Linked DNA regions of Mus musculus: regions 1 and 2 are each linked to region 3. A link is a loop called in an ENCODE intact Hi-C map of the cell type or tissue named here. Cell type or tissue: heart. All regions are shown on one strand. Links, peaks and the distances in the headings refer to the core of each region. The heading gives the core; the rest is flanking DNA.

Region 1 (6,473 bases), core at 526-5,525, 80 kb before region 3:
CTTATTTATTTTATATATCTGAATACAGTGTTGCTGTTTGCAGACACACCAGAAGAGGACATCAGATCCCATTATAGATGGGAGACACTGTGTGTTTGCTGGGATTCAAACTCAGGACCTCTGGAAGAGCAGCCAGTGCTCTTAACCTCTGAGCCTTCTCTCCAGCCCCACGTTTAGTTGTTTTTTTTAACTTTATTTTATTTTATTTTATTTATTATATGTAAGTACACTGTAGCTGTCTTCAGATCTCATTATGGGTGGTTGTGAGCCACCATGTGGTTGCTGGGATTTGAACTCAGGACCTCCAGAAGAGCAGTCAGTGCTCTTACCTGCTGAGCCATCTCACCAGCCCACGTTTAGTTGTTTTAAACCCAGCAGGTAAGGCGTTCCATGAGAGAAAGGACAGCACCTGTCTTGCCCATGTTGGCCCTCCTTGGTGTTTGCCACCCCATCAACACTGGCTTATTAAATGTCCCTTAAATGTCTGTCAGTTCTCGCCATTCTATGAGAATTAGTCAAGTATGCTTTGCAATTGTGTCTCTTTTTCCATCTTAGTTCAAACTTAGCAAGGAAGATCCAACCCTCCCCAGGTCTTCCTCACTCTCCGTTCACTGAAATGTCCTCCACACACTAGGGCTCCTTTAAGGATCATCTCAAGCACTGCAAAACATTTTTCGATGTCCAATACATCTGGGTTTTGAATCCCAACACAGTTTACACTAACTGCATGCCTGTTCGGTATTGCCATGGCTCTCACTTCTCAACTGTGTGGGCATGGAAAACATTTGTTTCACCAGGTGGACACTGTGGAAAAGAACATCCCTGGAATAACAGGGCTAAACCTCACCATCCTCACGTAACGAAATTCTAACAAAGGTGGGTGTACACACCTGTAATCTCAGCAACCAGGAGGCTAAGGAAGGAAGCACCTGGACATACAACTCAACAGAAGAAAAACTGCCCACCATTCCCAAGGCTCTGGGGTCAACCCTCAATATGGGGGAGTTTGGAGGGGAACTCCAATGAACTACATGAATGAAATTACTAAAATCTACATTCCCATGTGTTTTTTAAAAAAAGATTTGTTTATTATTATAAAAGCTAAGTACACTGTAGCTGACTTCAGATGCACCAGAAGAGAGCGTCAGATCTCATAACGGATGGTTGTGAGCCACCATGTAGTTGCTGGGATTTGAACTCAGGATCAGCAGTCGGCGCTCTTAACCACTGAGCCATCTCTCCAGCCCCTCATGTGCTCTTTAGGTAAGAGGCTCCATTAGTTCAAGCGCTCTTTATGAGCCCTACACACAATTACAACACCTTGTAAAGATTGGAATTCCAGAACCAGAGGATCTTTGTAGTTAGAAATGCAAATTCAAAGGTAGACTCTCTGCCCTCCCTTGCTCAATGTTAGATGAATAAAGACACCAAAGTTCTTTATATGCCTTTTTCTTTTAATTTCTTTTCTGCTTCAACATTGGCTCCTTCCCTCTGCGCCCAATTACCCAGAAAGGCCAGGACTGGGCGCTTAAACAAGAGACTTCAAAAAGCCAAGGCAAGCCAGCCCAAGATTAGCAGGCTCCCTCCCACAGGCCCCAGAGTCTGGATGCTGGTGTCTCCACTCAGAGCCTGGTAGTAGAAGCTGGTGCAGAATAAGGTAGTTCCAGAAGCTAACAGTAATCCTGCCTGGAAGAGGCAGAGAACAGAATACAGAATTTTAAGAACAAAGCAACATGAGGGAGTAAATGAGGTTTGATTTAAATTAGGCAAGGGAATTGGTTACCCAGACAGGTTTTCTGCAAGAGGGTACCCCTAACAGGGCCAGGCTGTGCAAAAAGTGGTGTTTGTTGGCCTTGTCAAAGAGCTGTAAGAAAAAGAGAAGAGAGAGATTTTCTAAGCAACATAGGACCGAAGTCCATTAACACTGTCACCTCTGACGGCTCAGTTTGCTGCTCCCCCAGGTCTTCAAGCCACAGGCCTGCAGTCCTTGCAGTAGAGACCTACACTTGACTGCCTTCCCATTCATCTCCCCACCCCCTCCCAGTTTAAGGACACCCAAACATCGCGCCAAGTCCAGGAGTCCCAGAACTGTTACTTCACCTCCTTCCCGTAGGCATCCGGAAACTGAGCGCCTGTAGAGAGATGCAAAACCAATCAGAACTGTATTGGCTTAGACCCTCTCAAACCCCAGGGGCACCTAAGTAGACACTGCATCCCTGGAAGCTTCTGACTGGTGGAAACAGATGTAGTACTGAGACGCTTTTGGACCTAAAGACAAACTTGAAGGTTCGGGGTTCCAAGGGATCTCTATTCCATAAAAGACAAGACACTTCCTATAGGTCCCTCCCCGCACCAGATCCCAAAGATTGCCCCCAGCCCAGCTGCATCCCACGTCCCCTGACCGTGTGCCCCGTAGGAGGCCAAACCCAAGGCCCCAGCTCCGGACAAGGCACCTAGGCGGCGGAAAGCAGCCCCTACCCCGGCCATAGCTGTGGGTGGTCACGCGCGGAACCAACACCGCCCTGACCACCCAACAAGCCAGCCAATCCCGATTGCCCATGCAAATAAGGTCCAAAAATGCCCAATCAGGGCTATGTTCATTTCAGAGCCCCGGTTCCCTTACAGACGCCTTTGTAAAACTTCTGTTGAATGGAGAAGATGTCTGGCGGGCGGAGAAACTAGAACCAATTAGGAGCGGAGGAGCGGAGCAGTGGGAGGCGGGGTTGAGGGTGGGACTAGAGGATTTGCGTCACGGATTGGCCCACTTTCCAAGTTGATCGCCTCTTCGACACCCCAACCCCACACCTCCAGCTAATTTGCAAAGATATCGGTCCCCCACAAAGTTCCACCCCTTTTTCTACAGGCTCCTCCTGTTCTGCTTCAAACCAGACCCACTCCTCAAAAGGGGCGGCCCCACGGATTTCTAAGCTCCACCTATTGCCATCAAACCCCTCCCATCCCACGATGGCTCCGCCTCTGTGCCTAGAGGCCCCGCCTTCTTCGTGTGATGCCCTGCCCTCTATAGTTCAGCTGTTCTCCCCCTTGCTAGACCCGGAGAGCCCAGAGGGTGGGAGATCCGGGGGGGCGGGGGGAGAGATGTCTTCACCCTGCTCTAGTTCGCTACGTCCATCCGTCCGTCTGTCCACTCCCACCCCTTTCACTGTCTTCAATCCCCCCCCACACTCCAGAGGGCGGGTGGGCAGGCGGGTGCAAGCGAGGGGTGTGCGCCGCTCTCTCGGCAGGGGGCGGGGGAGGCGGCCGCGCGGTGACGCGCGGGGCTGCTGCGGCTGCTCCGCCGGCGGATCATCACTCTCGAGCTGGGATGGACGCGGGGCGGGCGGGCCCTGGCGCGCAGAGCCAGGAGTCCGGGCCTCCTGGCTACTGAGCATTTCCCAAAGCCTCCCCTAGCCCTTGCCTTCCTTCCTAGGAGCCGCACCGACCTCTGCCTCGAGGCTCGGGACTCGGCCCCCGCCCTCTTCTGACTCCCCGGATCTCCCTCCCGCCCGCCCTCGGGATCGACTAGATCCCTCCCCCTCCCCGAGGATTCCGGCTGGATCCCTGCCCCTGCACCGCGGATTCTGCGCTCCGGGGCTCCGGGCCCCTAGGGATTGCCGTGGACTCCTCCTCCAGCACCCGATCCCTTAGGATCTGTCGCCTGAACCGCCTCCTGGTCCCTCGAAGCCATCCCAGAGAACCAGTGGATCTCCAATCTAGTCCTGTCCCATTGCTCCCTCCTGGCTCAGCCTTTCCCACTGCGGGGTTCCCTGTTCTTGAGCTCTCTCTGACCCTATACCCTAGCTTTCCTTTTCCTGGGGATCGACTGGATTCCGGCCCCGCCCCCCGGGGCTGGGGCGATCCCCCTCCCCCGCCGGGTGAGGCGCTGCAGGCGGGGGCTGGGCCTGCGGGGCCGCGGGGGCTCAGAGGCCGCCGCCCCCCTTCTGAAACCCGTCCGCCCCCCGCTCGGAGCCCTGGATGGAGGCACCACGGCCCCAGGGCTGATCCAGGTAGGAGCTAAGCCATGCTGGGTGGAGGGGGCTGCGCGGCGGTCCATTGGGGTCTTCCTCTTCCCATATTCCTCCCTGCGCCTGGTTTCCCTCAGCCTGCTCTGTCTGCGTGTCTCCGCCTAAGGATGCTCTCGCCGTGTCTCTGCGTCTTGGTCTCTTTGTCTCTGCCTCTCTCCAGTCCATGAATGATCCTTTGAATGGGCCCACAGACCCCGTGTGTTCCCATCTCCCCCTCCCCCTCCTTCTCCCCTTCCCGGCCAAGCCATTTTCCCCACTGCAGGAAGGGGGGGGGGCTGCGGCCTGAGCCCCCGTCCCTCAACTCTCCCCGGTTGGGGGAGTCGGGCCTGGGCTGGAATGGAAGAGCAAGGCAGAGGGATCGGGAGGAGGGGGGAGCAAGATGTGGCAGACAGAGATGAAGAGAGAAAATGGGGGAGAGAGTAATAGAAAAAAGGAGAGAGAGAGAGAGCACTTGAGGGAGAAAATCAGAGAAGGTATTTGGAGGAGAGAGCGATGAGAAACACCAAGGAGACAGAAATGAGAAAAGACTGAGGGGTGAGAGACTGAAGGCAAGAGCTGGAGCAAGCCAGTTAAGGCCAAGGAAAGATGCTCCAAGGGACCCTGTTCGGAGGAGAAAGATGGGGGGGGGGGGGCTCTAGTGGGAGGGGAAGAGAGAAAAGCTAGTTAGAGGAGAGGAGGCAAGGGGCCCAAAGTACCTTAAGGGAAAGGGGTGACTGAGGCAGGACATGATGGGAGAAGAGGGAAGAGATAGCAAGGCCCAGCCTGGCATAGGAAAAAGAGATTGGGGGGGGGTCAACTACAACCCCCCCTTCAGCTGATGGGAGAACAGGAGCCTAAAAGGACCTGAAAAGGGGAGGGCATGACTGGGTGTGAGTGGTGAGGACTCCTGTGTCCTCATCTCTGGAATAAATTGACACCTGCAGAGAGCCACCCGCGGGCTGGCGCCTGGCTCTGAAAAGCCCAGCGTCAGCAAACAGTCCTGAAGGGGGGGGTGCCAAGGGGGGGCTTACTGAAATGACCTGGGTGTCTGCCCTGCCTACCTTTTTACTGGTCCTGTTCCTGCTGCCTGGGTACCAGGGCAGCAGTAATACTGGGGACTGGCAAGGGGGAGGGGGACTGGGAAGGGGAGGGGGTGCTCCTGGGGTGAGAAGATATCTGAGGTTTGCCTCAGGACATAGGTCAAAATGCTGTGCAAAGAAGACCTCAGCCAGGGTCCAAGGCTCTTCCAGATTAGGTGGGGGGGTGTCAGTAAGCTTATTTGAGAAGCCAACCTCAGTACTGCTTCTCTTATCCCCCCTCCCCATCTGCCAAAGACCTGGTCAGTAGGGTTAGGCTCTGATGGGGCTAAGCAGGATGGGGGGAGGGGCATGTCTCTTAGGATTCTCTGTTCGCCTAGACTACCCTCCCCTCATATATACATATTTCTTCCTCTCTGATAAGATTGGGTGAAACTAGCGTTCTGACTCTTGTCCCTGTCCTCCCTCTCACGGCCCGAAGGGACTCAGCAACCAAGCAAGCCCCTTCCCCTCTTCCTCTAGACCACCCCCCTCCAGGGTTAAAGCTGCAGCCCGTTGCCGAGGTAACATTGCGGGGCAGCATCCTGTCGCCCAGCAACCGGCTGCAGGATCATGCATCTGTCCCTGGATTTGCCCCTTCAGCATCCCCTACTCACTCTAACCCCTGGCTATAGACACCCCAACTTCTAAGGGAAGACATGGAAGGGCCTGGGGAGAAAAGGACCCCAAGTGCACAGATCTTTAGGGAATGGTACACTGATGGGGACAGAAGGTACTGGGGTTTGTACAGTCCTGAGAAGGCCCAGAGGCTGGCCTGGGGTGGGGGTTCAGCGCCATGAAATTACAGCTCAGGAGTAATTAACACGTATAAACAAACCCGCCACTTCCTGCTAATTAATGACTTGGTATTTTTATTTTCTCTTCCTTGTCTATCTCATTCTCTCAGGGAAGTGGGGACTGGGACTCCTGAGTCCCTAGGGAGAGCCTGCCTGGGAGGGATAGAGGCAGGAAAGAGGCACCCTGAGTCTAGGATTCCCCCCCCTCGACCCTGCCCTGGACATTTTACCACATCTGACGCCACCCCCAACTTGTGTCTCTGCGGAGGGAAGAGGGCAGCTGGGGGAAGGGGATGTCAGGGGGCCTGCGGGTGGGAGAAAGGGGGTAACTCGATCTGAAATTCAAGCCACTAACCACTTGTCTCTTGTTTCCCCATCCTTTCCGTCCTCCCCATCCAATTTCCCTTCCCTTCTTCCACTTCTCTGTATTTTTCTGTCTGTTTGTCTGTCTGTATCTTGCACACCCTGTCCGGGTCCCCGTTCTCCCCTTCACCCGGCAGGTCGGGCCTCCCAGCACCTTCTTCTACCTTCTTCCCCTTCCCCACCCCCTACCCCCTCCATGGAGAGAAATAGACTCCTCTTCTGTCCCTTCTAACCCA
Region 2 (6,473 bases), core at 118-5,117, 89 kb before region 3:
CCTGTTCATCCTCTTCCTGCCTCTTCCTGCAGCTGCAGGGAACTTCCTGCAGCCTAGTCCCGGGCTCAGCAAAGTCTACTGCTGCCAACTCTGCAGTCCTGAGAGTGTGCCTCACGCATGGACCATTCAGGATTGTGTGAAAGGGACACTGACTCCCTGAGAACCCCATAGCGTACACATTCCCATCGCGGAGATCACACAATTATCTCCTCTCCAACCGGTTCTCGGCCACAAAAACTGCCTCTGACTACTAAGGTGACTCACTTTTTAAAAGGCAACCTTAGGTGAAGCACCTCTACTGGATGAAACCTGTTGTTTCTCCCTTATCAGAATGGGGACTCATCCCTTAAAGAACTCAAGAGTCCGAGCAGTGCTAGGAGCCAGAGAGTCTCCCAACCCTCACTCTGGAGTCTTTACCAGCTGGGTTCCTCTGGTCCTGGGTTGGTGAGAGGAAGTCTCTGGGAGAAGGACATCACCTGGACTTCTGGTTAGATGGGTCATTTGGACTTCTAGGTTTCCAGGCCAAGCCAAGGGTTAAATTATGAAAGGGTCTATGCTTACAGATAAGCACAGGGGCTACCTGGGTCGAGCCCATGGCAAATGTATGCAGTGGAAGACTGGGAGATAACAGTCCTCCACTTTAGATGCAGGCTGGCCTCAGATGCTCCCTAAGGCCCTGCAGGGCTGTAGGGAACATGCAGTCTTGGACTGAAGAAGACATTTTTGGTTTCAGACAGGTCTTGACCTTAAGTCATCCGTTAGCACGGAGGCTACTGCCTTTTCTTCTTGTTTTTCTAATTACATTGACTGATTGAATGATTGCTTGGTTGATTGATTGCGTGCACCATGGCATGTGTGTGGGGAGGACAGTTTGCAGGAACTGTCTTCTACAATATGGGACTCATGGCTAGGGCCCAGGTTGTCAAACTTGGTGGCAAGTACCTTCACCCTCTGAGCCAGCTCATCGCCCCCAATCTTGGTTTGTGAAGAGCCTAGAAATCACCGCCCCCTAATTCATAATACCTCAAAGTTGGTGTCTGTACCACAGCCACAAGTCCAGCAAGGCCCTACAACTCGTAGAACAGGTTGGCGATCAGCATCCAGGATGGAAAACTTAGGAAGGAAGGGATGCCAGGTCTGTAGCACATGGCCAATGGTGGTGCCAGGTGGAGCCTGGACTTCCATCTGGAAAGGGAAGCAGACAGGATTACTGTCAAGCCAGGACACCTTGGCCAGCGCTCTTCACTGGTGCCAGCTGTCTTCTGACTGTTCAGACCCTCAACTAAACCGCCCCCACTCCTATTAAAGCCACAACTCTTTCTGCGCTGCTTACCATACACTGCCCACCAACCACCCCAAAACCTGCCATGCCCACCTCCTGAAGACCACAGGGGCAGCAGCTGCAGCCACAATGAAGTGGGCGGAGGAGCCGGAGCACCTCGCGGTCCCCAGGGTCCGCTAGGCGGATTCGAAATGGTCGGCGGGCACCACAGCACAGGCGGGCACAACAGTTGCTCTCTTCAGCTGCCTGACCCAGTTGCTGTCCGGTTCCGGAGCGAAGTTCATACATATTACAGGTCTCCCAGCCTAGGAACGCTGGGAAGGGCAACACGCTGAGGCTCGGGGGCCACCTGCCCAGAAGCTAACCACTGCCATAAAGATCATGAAGCCCATCTTGCTCCATCCATCTCCTACTCACTTTCCACTCGTTCAGCCTTCTGATGAATCAAGATTTGATCAATCTGTAAAGAGTTAAGAGCAGCGTTGACCTTATCCGTCACCTCGAACTTCAGTTCTCCTCCCAGCCATCCTCTCTCTCACTCACCTGCACTAGGAATTCGAGGCCAGGAGGCACCCCTGGCAATGGCACGAAAGGAGCAGGAGGCCCTGGAGCCACTGGGCCTGGCGAGGGGAAGAGAGCGAAGCCGGGAGCAGGGGCAGGCACCTGGGTGGGCACTGGAGCTTGTCCCGGTCCAGGATGCAGAGCCACCGGCTCTGGATACCCAGATGGCACGGGGTAGGGAGGTGGGGGTGAAGGGGCATAGCCTTTGGGGGGCAAGTAGCCTGTAGGGGAGCAGGAGTAGATTAGAAAGTTATCTGTGGACTCTTCTTTCACAGCCCAAGGACCAGGAGCACCCGCGGAAAACGTAAGAAGAGGCAGAGAATGATGGGGCGGAGGGGCAGGGCGGTGGCTCCCCAGGAGGAAGGGAGGGCCCCACGCAGCCAGTCTGAGCACATTCCTGGAGAATGTGTTCGACACCCGGCACCCAATTTCGTGGGGGCAGGGGGGAATAATGGAGACCCCAACCTAGCGTCAACGTACCTGCCATGGGAATCAGGAGGGGAGTCTTGGGCTTTTGGCGTAGGGGAGACTTAGTTCTGGAGTGGGACAAGCTCGGGAACAGCTAGACAGACACAGAAACAAAGACGGACAGGCAGAGGCGAAGAGGTAGCTGCGCCCAGTACGGGCCCAGGGTCTCTAGGGCGGCACCTAAGACTCGGGGAGAAACCGAAAGTGTCAGCGGGCGGGGCGGGGTACCTAGGACCCTGAATTTTCTTAGGGGCCCCAGGACCGCCCCCTCCCTTTGTTCTCCCATTTTTTCTACGGAGATGGCTGTTGGCAGACGGCAGGGCAGATGGTCCTGAGGTCAGACAGATGACCTGACCCCGAGGAAAGTCTCCTTAACCCCTCTATGGTCCGGCTCACCTGAAGCCCCCAGAATAAGTCGGGGGGCCACGCACTCCGGGGCTCACAGGCGCTGGTGGAGGCGGGCCCAGATCTGACCCCACCCCCGGGTCGCCTAAGTCCCGCCCCCCAGTCCGGGCGGGGCGACTGCGCAGAAAGCAGGCGCTTCTCCTCCCCCGGGGCCGCGGACCTTGGACCTTGTGCGCTTTGTTCACCGTGGTTCCGCCCCTTCCGCTCCGACTGCAGAGGCTTGGAGACCTGGCCTGTTGGAGGGTGATTGCGGCCCTATCCCCAGCAGCAAGACCCTCGCCTTTTCCGCGGGTTGCTGCTCTGCCTCCCCACCGCGTGGCTGCTCCGGTCCCCGGGATCCTCCTCCCAAGGGCGGGGCGGGCCTCGCTGACGCAGCGGAACACCATTCACACTCATTCCTTGCCTCCCAGACTTGGCTCGGTGTTCTTCTCAGGGCGACCTCGCTGTGTTCTCCCCCTGTCACAGCGTTGACCCACTCAGTCACCTCTCAGTTCAGGCACGCCCATTACACGCGTGACAGACTTTCAAAAGGTAACAGTAATGAATGTGCATGAGGTAAGGCTCAGGGAAAGACACTTGAACAGAACAGGCCCTCCATTCCCCAGTATGGAGGCAAAACATGCAATCCCAGCGTTTGGGAAAGGAGAGGCAAGAGGAGAGTCACAAGTATGAGGCCAGTCTGTTTTACATAGTTCCAGACCAAGTCAGGGCTACAATAGGGAGACTCTCTCAAAAGACTCCTTTCCTCAAAAGAAGATAGCATAGTATCTGGGCAGGTGTGGAGGATCGCGAGTTCCAGGTCAGCTTGGGAGTGACCTGGGTCACTAGGGGAGATATTAAAGAAACAAAGCCGAAACTAGCCCATCACTTGTGCCTGGGTCTTAACTTCCTATCAATTGTATATTAGTGCTTGGGGTGCAGACTAGGGATTCTTAGAATTCTAGTTTTTATTGTACAGCCTAAACTGAGAACTACTGTGTCAGAACAACCCAGGAGGCTGTGGGCAGGCCAAGGTAAGGGAGAGGTTCTTACAGAAATCTGGTCCTACTGTGGTGGATTGCACCAGAGACCAGGGCAGTGAGGCAGTGTTGATGTGTATATGAGGGAACATGACTTCATTATGCCTCAGAGATAGGATGTAAGGAGAAAATTGCAAGTTGAGTCATGCTAGGCCTCTGAGACCCTTCTGCACAGCACAGACCCCTCCTCCCCCTTGCCTTGCTGTGCTATGTCATTTACTGCCTGCCCGTGCAATCCCTGGCTTCATATATCTTGGTCTCTCTGTTGACCTTTCACCTCTAAGATCCCGTTCCTTTGGGGGTACTTCTTACTAGTGCTGAAAACCCAGCAAATGAGCGGAAGGAAGCTTTAACTGTCCCCAAATGCCAAATAAGCCCACTTCAGTGTAAGGTTGAGCACAGAGCAATGGGTGGTCTTACCAACAAGGGCCATGTTTCCACTGCTGAGGTCTGCATTCTTTTTTTTTCTTTCTTTCTTTTTTATTAGGTATTTTTCTCGTTTACATTTCCAATGCTATCCCAAAAGTCCCCCATACCCACCCCCCCAATCCCCTACCCACCCACTCCCTCTTTTTGGTCCTGGCATTTCCCTGTACTGGGGCATATAAAGTTTGCAAGTCCAAAGGGCCTCTCTTTCCAGTGATGGCTGACTAGGCCATCTTTTGATACATATGCAGCTAGAGACAAGAGCTCCAGGGTACTGGTTAGTTCATATTGTTGTTCCACCTATAGGGTTGCAGTTCCCTTTAGCTCCTTGGGTACTTTCTCTAGCTCCTCCATTGGGGGCCCTGTGACCCATCCAATAGCTGACTGTGAGCATCCACTTCTGTGTTTGCTAGGCCCCGGCATAGTCTCACAAGAAACAGCGAGGTCTGCATTCTTAATTTTACTATGTCTATAGGGTGTCATGCCCGAGTGTATGACTCCATAACAGGTGCATGCAGTGCTCAGAAGAAGGTGTCGTCGCGTCCCCTGGAACTGGACGTTCAGAGAGCTGGGAGCTGCCATATGGGTGCTGGGAATCAAACCCAGGTCCTTTGGAAGAGCAGTCAGGGCTTTGATCCCCTAGGCCATCTCTCTTGCTCCTGGAATCTGAACATCTTGGAAGATTTGAACTCTAGGAGATGAGAGAGGAGAATGTTCTAGTCTTTTGTTTAAGACAGGTCTTATTATGTGGCTTTGGCTATCCTGGAATTCACTATGTAGCCCAGGTTAGCCTCCAACTAACAGAGATATACCTGTCTCTACCTCTGGTGTGCTGAGATTAAAGGCTTGCACCACTTTGCCCTGCTATGTTGTTCATTCCACTAATAAACCTAACTACAGCCTGGCATAATGGCTCATACCTTTCATCCCAGCACTCAGGAAGCAGAGACAAGGCCGGCCTGGTCTACATAGTGAGTTCTAGTCAGCCAGGCTACACGGTGGGGGCTGGAGTTTGAAAAAAGAACACCTGTGATGGGATCCCATGCCCTCTTCTGTCTTCTGGTCAGAAGACAGCTACAATGTACTCATATAAATAAAACTTAACAAACAAAAGAAAACAAAAGAAAAAGAAACCTGCCCCTGGCACGTTTAAGAATTGACCCAAATGGATTCTTCCTAACAATATTATCTTCACAGCTCCCTCACCCAGTGTGTGTGTGTGTGTGTGTGTGTGTGTGTGTGTGTGTGTGTGTGTTCCCGAGCTGGGGCACAAGCACATGTGTGCCTGTGCTGTGTTCCAGCCTTTGGCTACGTTTTTTGTTGTTGTTGGTTGTTTTGTTTTGTTTTGTTTTGTTTTGTTTTGTTTTGTTTTGTTTGAGAAAGGGTTTCTCTGTGTAGCCCTGGCTGTCCTGGAACTCACTCTGTAGACCAGGCTGGCCTCGAATTCAGAAATCCGCCTGCCTCTGCCTCCCAAGTGCTGGGATTAAAGGCTTGTGCCACCACTGCCCGGCCCTGTCCAAGTTTTATCATCCTCTTGACCTATGTAGTAGGTCACTCTCAACCCAATCCTGTTTTAGACAGAGCCCCGTGAAGGCTGTGAAGCATTTGACAACTTCATTGTGGTTTGAAGCCTGGTGAACCAAATCCTTGCTTGCCTTCCTTACCTGGGCTTTGTGCTCCCTTCAAATTATGCAGTTCAGTCCTTTATGGGAAACTAACAGATCTGGGAAATGCCCTGGGCCCCACTGAAAGCTCTGGCCCACAGATCCCTTCCTCTGGCTCCCACCCATAGACTCCGTATGTTAGCCCTGGATGCCTGTGCCTTGCTGTCATGCCTGGCGTTCTCTCACTAATGCACACCCTTGCTCAGAGTGGGCCTGAGACATTTCCATAAACCAGGCCTATAATCTCAGCACTTGGAAGATGGAGGCAGAGGATCAAAAGTTCAAGGTCATCCATGGATACACAGCAAATGTGAGGCCCACCATGGGCTGCATGAGACCACTTCACACGAACAATGACGTTTTCAGTTAGAAGCTCGCATTGACTCAGATGTTTGAACACTTGTTCTTCAGTGGGTGGAACTGTTCGTTTAGGGAGAACTAGGAAGTGTGGTCTTGTTGGAGGTGGAGTTTCAGTGCAGGAAAGCTTTGAGGTTTCAAAAGTCCACATCACTTCCAGTTAGTTCTCTGCTTAGTACTTGTAGATGGAGATGTGAGCTCTTAGCTACTGCCCCAGTACCACTTTTGCCTGCCTGCCTGCTGCCATGCTCCCTGCTATGATGGTCATGGACTCAGCCTCTGAAACTACAA
Region 3 (6,473 bases), core at 947-5,946:
AGTCACAATGGCTGAAGCTCTGCAGGGGACCAGGCAACCTGACCCAGGAGGAGAGGAGGAAGTCCAAGAAGAGATGGTGAGTATTTGGGGCAAAGGGGAAAAGTGGGGGCGACACTCAGTTTCGAGGTGCTCCTCTTCCCTTCTTCCTCTAAAGTTCCCAGTGGTCCTGGAGATACTAACAAATGAAATTCATAATGGTGGACCCAAAAGTTCCTGGAGCCTGTGACATGATATGGATACACACAGCATCTGAAGCTAACTCCCATTCCTCAAACAAACAGAGTATCCCTGGGTCCTCTTTTTTCCACCCAGGAACAACTAACTACCCAGAGAAACATGAGGCTCCAGGACTATTCACTACCTGCCTCCTGCTTTAGATCCTCAAGGCCCACACTGTATCATTTCATCCATCTTCAGGCCCTTTCTAGCTCCTATGAGTTCCTCTACTATCCTGAAGGGTCCAAGGTTTCAGCCTGCCACTCACCCTACCCCAGGGCTGTGGTTGCTCTCCTGTCCAAGCTCCTTTCTCCCTAACAGGCTGCCAGTCATCCCTATTTCAACCTACCTGACTTCACCCAGCCATCGCCGCCCTCCACTCCAGCCAGCCTCCCCTCCAAACATCACCATCGCTGTGGGCCCTCCAATGCCACCAAAGGCCTGTTTGTGGCCCTGCTGGGTGGAGGCCTGTCTGCTGGCTTCGTGGGCCCATTCTCCCGTATGGCTTACCAGACCTCCCAGTTGCCCTCGTTGGAGCTGCTCATCTTCCGATGCCTCTTCCACCTCCCCATTGCCTTGTTACTTAAGTTCCGTGGTGATCCACTGCTGGGACCTCCTGATGTTCGGGTTCGGGCCTTCCTCCATGCCATTCTTAATGTCCTCAGCATTGGTTGCGCCTACAGTGCTGTTCAGGTGGTGCCTGCCGGCAACGCAGTCACTGTCCGCAAAGGTTCTTCCACCGTGTGCTCTGCCCTCCTGGCACTCTGCCTCGAGAGCCAGGGTCTCAGTGGCTATGCCTGGTGTGGCCTGTTTGGCAGCACCCTTGGGCTAATCATCATCGTGGGACCTGGACTAGGGACACTGCAAGAAGGGACTACTGGCCTCTACACAGCCCTGGGCTATGTACTGGCTTTCCTGGGAGGACTGGCACTGTCACTGGGGCTGCAGATTTACCGCTCTCTACACTTCCCTTCCTGTCTACCAACTGTGGCCTTCCTTTTTGGCCTGGTGGGGCTAATGGTCTCTGTACCAGGCCTCTTTGTGCTGCAGACCCCTGTGCTACCCCAAGACACTCTAAGCTGGAGCTGTGTGGTGGCAGTGGGGCTCCTTGCATTGGTTTCCTTTGTATGTGTGAGCTATGCAGTCACCAAGGCCCACCCTGCCCTGGTATGTGCTGTCCTGCACTCTGAGGTCGTGGTAGCCCTCATGCTGCAGTATTACGTGCTCTATGAGACCGTGGCACCTTCTGACATCATGGGAGCAGGGGTTGTGTTGGGCAGCATTGCCATCATTACTGCCCAGAACCTCAGTTGTGATAAGGAAGGGCAAACGGAGGAATGAAATCAAACTTGAGGGGGGGAGGGGGGACAGGGGTAAATAGGAGAGATGGGAATAAAAACCATGGGAGAACAAATGCCTGGCAAAGAACTGGTGTGGAGGACCAGTGAGATAGCTCAGCAGATAGAGGCTAATGCTACCAAGCCTGATCTATATGGTAGATGGAGAGAACCGACTCCTACAGATTATTCTCTCTATACATTCGCTGTGGCGTGCTTACACACAAAATAAAAAATATATATTAAAGCAAAAAACTGGTGTGGAGAGAGATGCCCTAGGATTCAAGGGTGACTTGGGACTAAGTGGAGAGGAGAGACCGGGAGCATGTACAGGAACCAGGGTATGGAATTGGGGCTGGGAACAGGGAATAAGGGCATCACTCAGCAGCGAGGTCTCAGATCCAGAGGACTAAGGAAGCCTGGTAGTGGGTCAAGGGGATTAATCCCACAGGCAGGAAAGAGAAGAGCGCTGGAGATGAAGAACGAAGAATGCAGCTTGTCAGGCGAACAGCCAGCACTGGGGGAGGGGCGTGTTTCCTTTCCTTTGGAAGGTATTTTGCTTTCCTCAGTGGTGGTGCTCCCTGTCCGAGCGGTGATGTAACGCTGACATCAAGCATGAATGAATCACTGTGGTTGGCTGAGCAGTTGGCTTTGCTTTGAAAAGGAGTGGAAACATGCTCTTTTGGGAGATTCCCTTGAAACACTCAGCCGCCACCTTATTTCTGAAGTCGTCTGAAAGGTGTAGGGTTTCCTTGACCCCGAATTCCCCAAGACATCCCTATTCTGCCCCACCGCTAATCTGCTTTTCTCAGATTGTCACGGTCGCGTGATCTGCGGCTCCTGGGTAGCAGCCATTCTACTTTCAGAATAGGCCTCCGGGCTCGGGAAAAGCTTGGGCTGAACATCGAGCGCCAGGGCTCCGTAAAGCTATTAGAGCACAGGCGGTGCCCCAACGTCCTGGGGCCTCTCCACTAATAACGGCTACTTCCAATTGATTGGACGCGCCATCTTGCCTGCCTTATGCATATTCAGCGGTGAACTGAATATTCATGAACGAGGCCCGTCCCGTCCCTCCCTCCTTCCCCCCACCCCCGGAACCCGCTCCGGAGGACCCGAAGGGCCCCGCCTTCATTACCGATGCGTAGGACAAACCATTTTCCCGATGTGTGTGGGGGGATACTAATGAGAGACTTTAGCTGAAAATGAGCCTGAACTCCGAAGCTGAGTAAAAATGGCCTAACTTTATCCTCCGTTCTGTAAGTCCTCGGTTTGAGTGCACGGGAAACCCGAAAGGAGGACGACAGGACCAGGAACATTCTCCTCCTCCTGTCGCGTCAGAAAGAACACCCAACCAGGGAGCCGGAGCCCTAGCGTCAACAACTCCGCCGCGCGCGCTCCGTGTAGGCCGGTGCGGGCGGCCCCGTAGCGCAAGGGAGGGCGGGAAAGGAAGGGGCGGGACACAAGGGCGAATCTATAAAGGGCGTCACTCAGCCAGTTCTCTCCTCAGAAGCGCCGAGAGCGCGACCGGGACGGTTGGAGAAGAAGGTGGCTCCCGGAAGGGGGAGAGACAAACTGCCGTAACCTCTGCCGTTCAGGATCCCGGTTACTTATTTATTCGTTACCCCTTTTCTTCTTCCTCCCTCCCAAAACCTCCTCCTCTCCTCCCTTCTTTTGTTTCCTTTTTGGGAGCCGACGAATCTCCGGAAAGGGAGAAAAGGCTTTCTTTCAGCCCTTTTCGTTCCTCTGCCTTCCCCCCCCCTTCCCCCCTCCCCCACCTTTCCCTCCTCCAGCCTTTCCCTCCCTATCCCGGGAGGTCTTTCCTGGTGGCCGCCCGGACGGGTTCTGAGCACTTAGGCGGCGGTGGCGCAGGCTTTTTGTAGCGAGGTTTGCGCCTGCGCAGCGCGCCTGCCTCGCCATGCACGGGGGTGGCCCCCCCTCCGGGGACAGCGCATGCCCGCTGCGCACCATCAAGAGAGTGCAGTTCGGAGTCCTGAGTCCGGATGAATTGGTAAGATAGTCCGCCCGTCTCTCTGCTATGCCTTTGGCTGATGATCCTCTGGGAAGATGGGTCAGTGATGCTGATGTTGTGCGGGGGTCCAGCCTTCAAAAGTTAAATTATGCCAGGACTTAAACAAGCGAAATGCTATGCCTGAGATGAGTGCTTGACTGGACAGAGAAGAAAGATGTTTCCATACTTGAGCATTGCTGCGGTTCAACGAGACAGGGTTGAAAGTTGTACAGGAAGTGGATCCCCAGTTTTAGTTCTTTCACCAATATTGAGCATCCTGCTATGTGACAGTAATCAGACACTAGGAACACAGCTGCACAATAAATATAACAGAAACTCTACCTTCTAAAACACTATGGGAAAAACAGAGAAGAGAGCTTAAGAACAAAAAGAAATGAGCAAAAATAAGTACCTAGATTAAAGCAAAATGAGGAAATGCTGTAAGAAGTCACTGAAATTGAATGGTGTCAGGGTTTGGAAGACATACTTGCCAGGGATGGTGACATTCCCAAGTAATATCAGTCATCAGAGCTATTTTTTTAGGTGGAGGAAACAAGTGTCATGGGACTGAGAGGGAAATAAACTTGTATTCTAGAGACTGAAAAGCCAGTGTTGGGGCAGGCAGGGTTAGTGGGTGCGGAGAGTGCACTGAAGAAGCACGGGATATTGTAAATTACGCTCTAGAGAGTCCAAATTTCTGTTTTCAGTAGGAAACCACTGGGTAATTATAAAGGTGACAGTAGTAACTTATACACACACGCATGTACAGAAGCTCCGTAAAGAGCTGATGTGAAGTGGGTGAGGATAGACAAGGGATAGCTTTTGGAGACTTGGACTTCTTCCTCCTGAGAGGAATAGAGAGTGGAATTAAACAGCTGATTCTAGACTGAGGCAGTCCTGTTGGGGTAAGGGCTCAACTATAGCAGAACTCAAAAGAAAAAACAGAAAAACCTACATCAGGGCTGGTAAGATGGCTCAGCAGGTAAGAGAACTGACTGCTCTTCCGAAAGTCATGAGTTCAAATCCCAGCAACCATATGGTGGCTCACAACCATCTGTAATGAGATCTGATGCCCTTTTCTGGAGTGTCTGAAGTCAGCTACAGTGTACTTACATATAATAAATAAATCTTAAAAAAAAAAAAACAAAGCCCTACATCAGGTTTCTGGACATCCAAGACCTCACAGACCGACACAAAATAAATTCCAGATAATTAAAGTAATAAAACATTAAGAAAGAACAGGATTTTAGGGGAGCTGATACCAGAGGACAAACCTTACATTAATAAATAAAGGTAAATTTTCTGATGATCCTACAGTAAGCTAAGCATTGTACTAAAAGAGTAAGGCAGACATGGGCCACTTTTATCAGAGGCTCTAGAACAGAACTAAAATAAGTATATTGGGAAACAAATTTGTACTGTGATGGACAGGGTTTGATTTTTCAGGGTTTTGTTCTGTTTTGCTTTTGAAGCAGGGTCTCTGTATGTAGCACTGGCTATCCTGGAGCTCATAGCCCAGGCTGAATTTTGCTGGGACTGAAAGTCAGCCTTGTGCATGCTAGGCAAGTGCTCTTGACCACTTGGCTACATGTATTTGAAGCTCTTGGTATTTTGAAGCAGAATCTTGCTGTTCAGTTCAGGCTGCCCTGCAAATGGTGATTCTTCTGCCTTACCTTTCTGAGTGCTGAGAGCATAAGCCCATCTCACCTGGCGTGGTTAGACTTTTTTTTCCTTTAACAAATTAAAAATAAAAGGGGGTGGGGTGGGGCTGGAGAGATGGCTCAGTGGTTAAGAGCACTAACTGCTCTTCCAGAGGTCCTGAGTACACACACATGGTAGCTCACAACCATCTGTAATAGAAATTGATGCCCCTTTCTGGTGTGTCTGAAGACAACAGCAGTGTACTCATAAAATAAATCTTTTATTTTTTTAAAGGTTTCCTAATAACAAGTTAAAAAGAGTTTCTTAATCTGGTAGCAAAAATAATGAGAAGATGAGTGACCTCATGCATTATTGATAGAAGAATAAGTTGGTTAGCTTTTTGGAGATCATTCAGTCTTTAATATATGTATCTCTTGACCCAGCATCAAACCAAGAATTTATTTAATTTTTAAATTGAGACAGGGTTTCTTTGTATAGTTCTGGAACTTGCTCTGTAGACCAGGCTAGCCTCAACCTCACAGAGACCTGCATCCCAAGTGCTGCCACCACCACCTGGCCAGGCCAGCCTTTACCTTTACGATGGTACCTACCCACTGACCTCTGTTCTGAGTAGCCCTGCCTCAGTCTTCCAGTAGTTGTAGAGATGTTTTCATCATGGTCCTTCCCTTCATGGCATCCTCTCAGGAGGATCCAGACTCCTTGAAATTCTGCCCCTGCTTGCCTCTCCATCTTATTACCAGTCTCCTGGTAAATTAAAAAAATATTTTTAGATTAATTTATTTTATGAGTATTATTAATGTTTTGCCAGCATGCATGTATGTACACCACATGTGTCCCTGGTGCCTGAGAGTCAGAAGAGGGCATTGGGTCCCCTTAAACTGGAATTCTTGAAGGTAGTGAGCCACCATGTGGGTGATGGGAATAAAACCTAGGTCCTCTGCAAGAGCAACAAGTGCTTTTAACCACTCTGCCATTTCTCTAGCCCTTCTTGGTTTCCTTTTGCAACTCTGACCTGCTTAGCTTTTAACACTGCAAGTTTATTCTTGCTTCAGGGGCTATTTAATCAGTCTCTGCTGCTTAGAATAACACTGCCCAGACCTTATTGCCTGCTCTTCATGTCAGTGTGTTCTGTATTTAGATGTCTACTCTGACCATTTAAATAGCATCCTTCGTTCTGTAACCCCCTACCCTTTGTTTTACTTCAATAGCCTGCCACTGTTGGAGGATTAATTTTCTTAACTTTCTGTTAG

The links. Hi-C counts contacts between places; a loop is a spot of excess contacts. Peaks named below come from ENCODE experiments on the same cell type or tissue, not always from the same donor. Only the 100,000 strongest peaks of a DNase experiment are listed, where the experiment ranks them.
Region 1: it touches region 3 in a loop (4-fold over the local background); 10 of 42 quality-filtered maps call a loop at or near these places.
Region 2: a loop joins it to region 3, with 3 times the contacts of the local background. A loop is called at or near these places in 10 of 42 quality-filtered maps.

What each region holds. Positions count from the first base shown.
Region 1 is chr11:69,834,579-69,841,051 of GRCm38, reverse strand. Nlgn2 (neuroligin 2) reads left to right here and starts at 3,268. Exons shown (of 8, transcript NM_001364137.1): 1 at 3,268-4,004; 2 at 6,375-6,473. Tmem256 (transmembrane protein 256) reads right to left here and starts at 2,527. Exons shown (of 4, transcript NM_026982.1): 1 at 2,403-2,527; 2 at 2,101-2,132; 3 at 1,784-1,864; 4 at 1,494-1,686. The coding sequence starts at 2,487. The coding sequence ends at 1,543. In heart, for the core only: a CTCF peak has its summit at 3,209; DNase peaks (open chromatin) are centred at 2,611, 3,691, 4,291 and 4,921; H3K4me3 peaks cover 4,066 bases; H3K27ac peaks cover 3,119 bases; H3K27me3 peaks cover 1,586 bases.
Region 2 is chr11:69,842,926-69,849,398 of GRCm38, reverse strand. Plscr3 (phospholipid scramblase 3) reads right to left here and starts at 2,782. Exons shown (of 8, transcript NM_023564.4): 1 at 2,708-2,782; 2 at 2,324-2,491; 3 at 1,826-2,064; 4 at 1,700-1,742; 5 at 1,376-1,596; 6 at 1,024-1,185. The coding sequence starts at 2,330. In heart, for the core only: no CTCF peak of the experiment used is centred there; DNase peaks (open chromatin) are centred at 1,333, 1,928, 2,288 and 2,978; H3K4me3 peaks cover 2,754 bases; H3K27ac peaks cover 2,588 bases.
Region 3 is chr11:69,755,219-69,761,691 of GRCm38, reverse strand. It overlaps Polr2a (polymerase (RNA) II (DNA directed) polypeptide A), which reads left to right and starts at 3,059. Exons shown (of 29, transcript NM_001291068.1): 1 at 3,059-3,561. The coding sequence starts at 3,469. Slc35g3 (solute carrier family 35, member G3) reads left to right here. Exons shown (of 2, transcript NM_019871.2): 1 at 1-76; 2 at 538-1,808. The coding sequence starts at 8. The coding sequence ends at 1,557. In heart, for the core only: no CTCF peak of the experiment used is centred there; DNase peaks (open chromatin) are centred at 2,101, 2,561, 3,001, 3,421 and 1 weaker place; H3K4me3 peaks cover 4,382 bases; H3K27ac peaks cover 3,810 bases.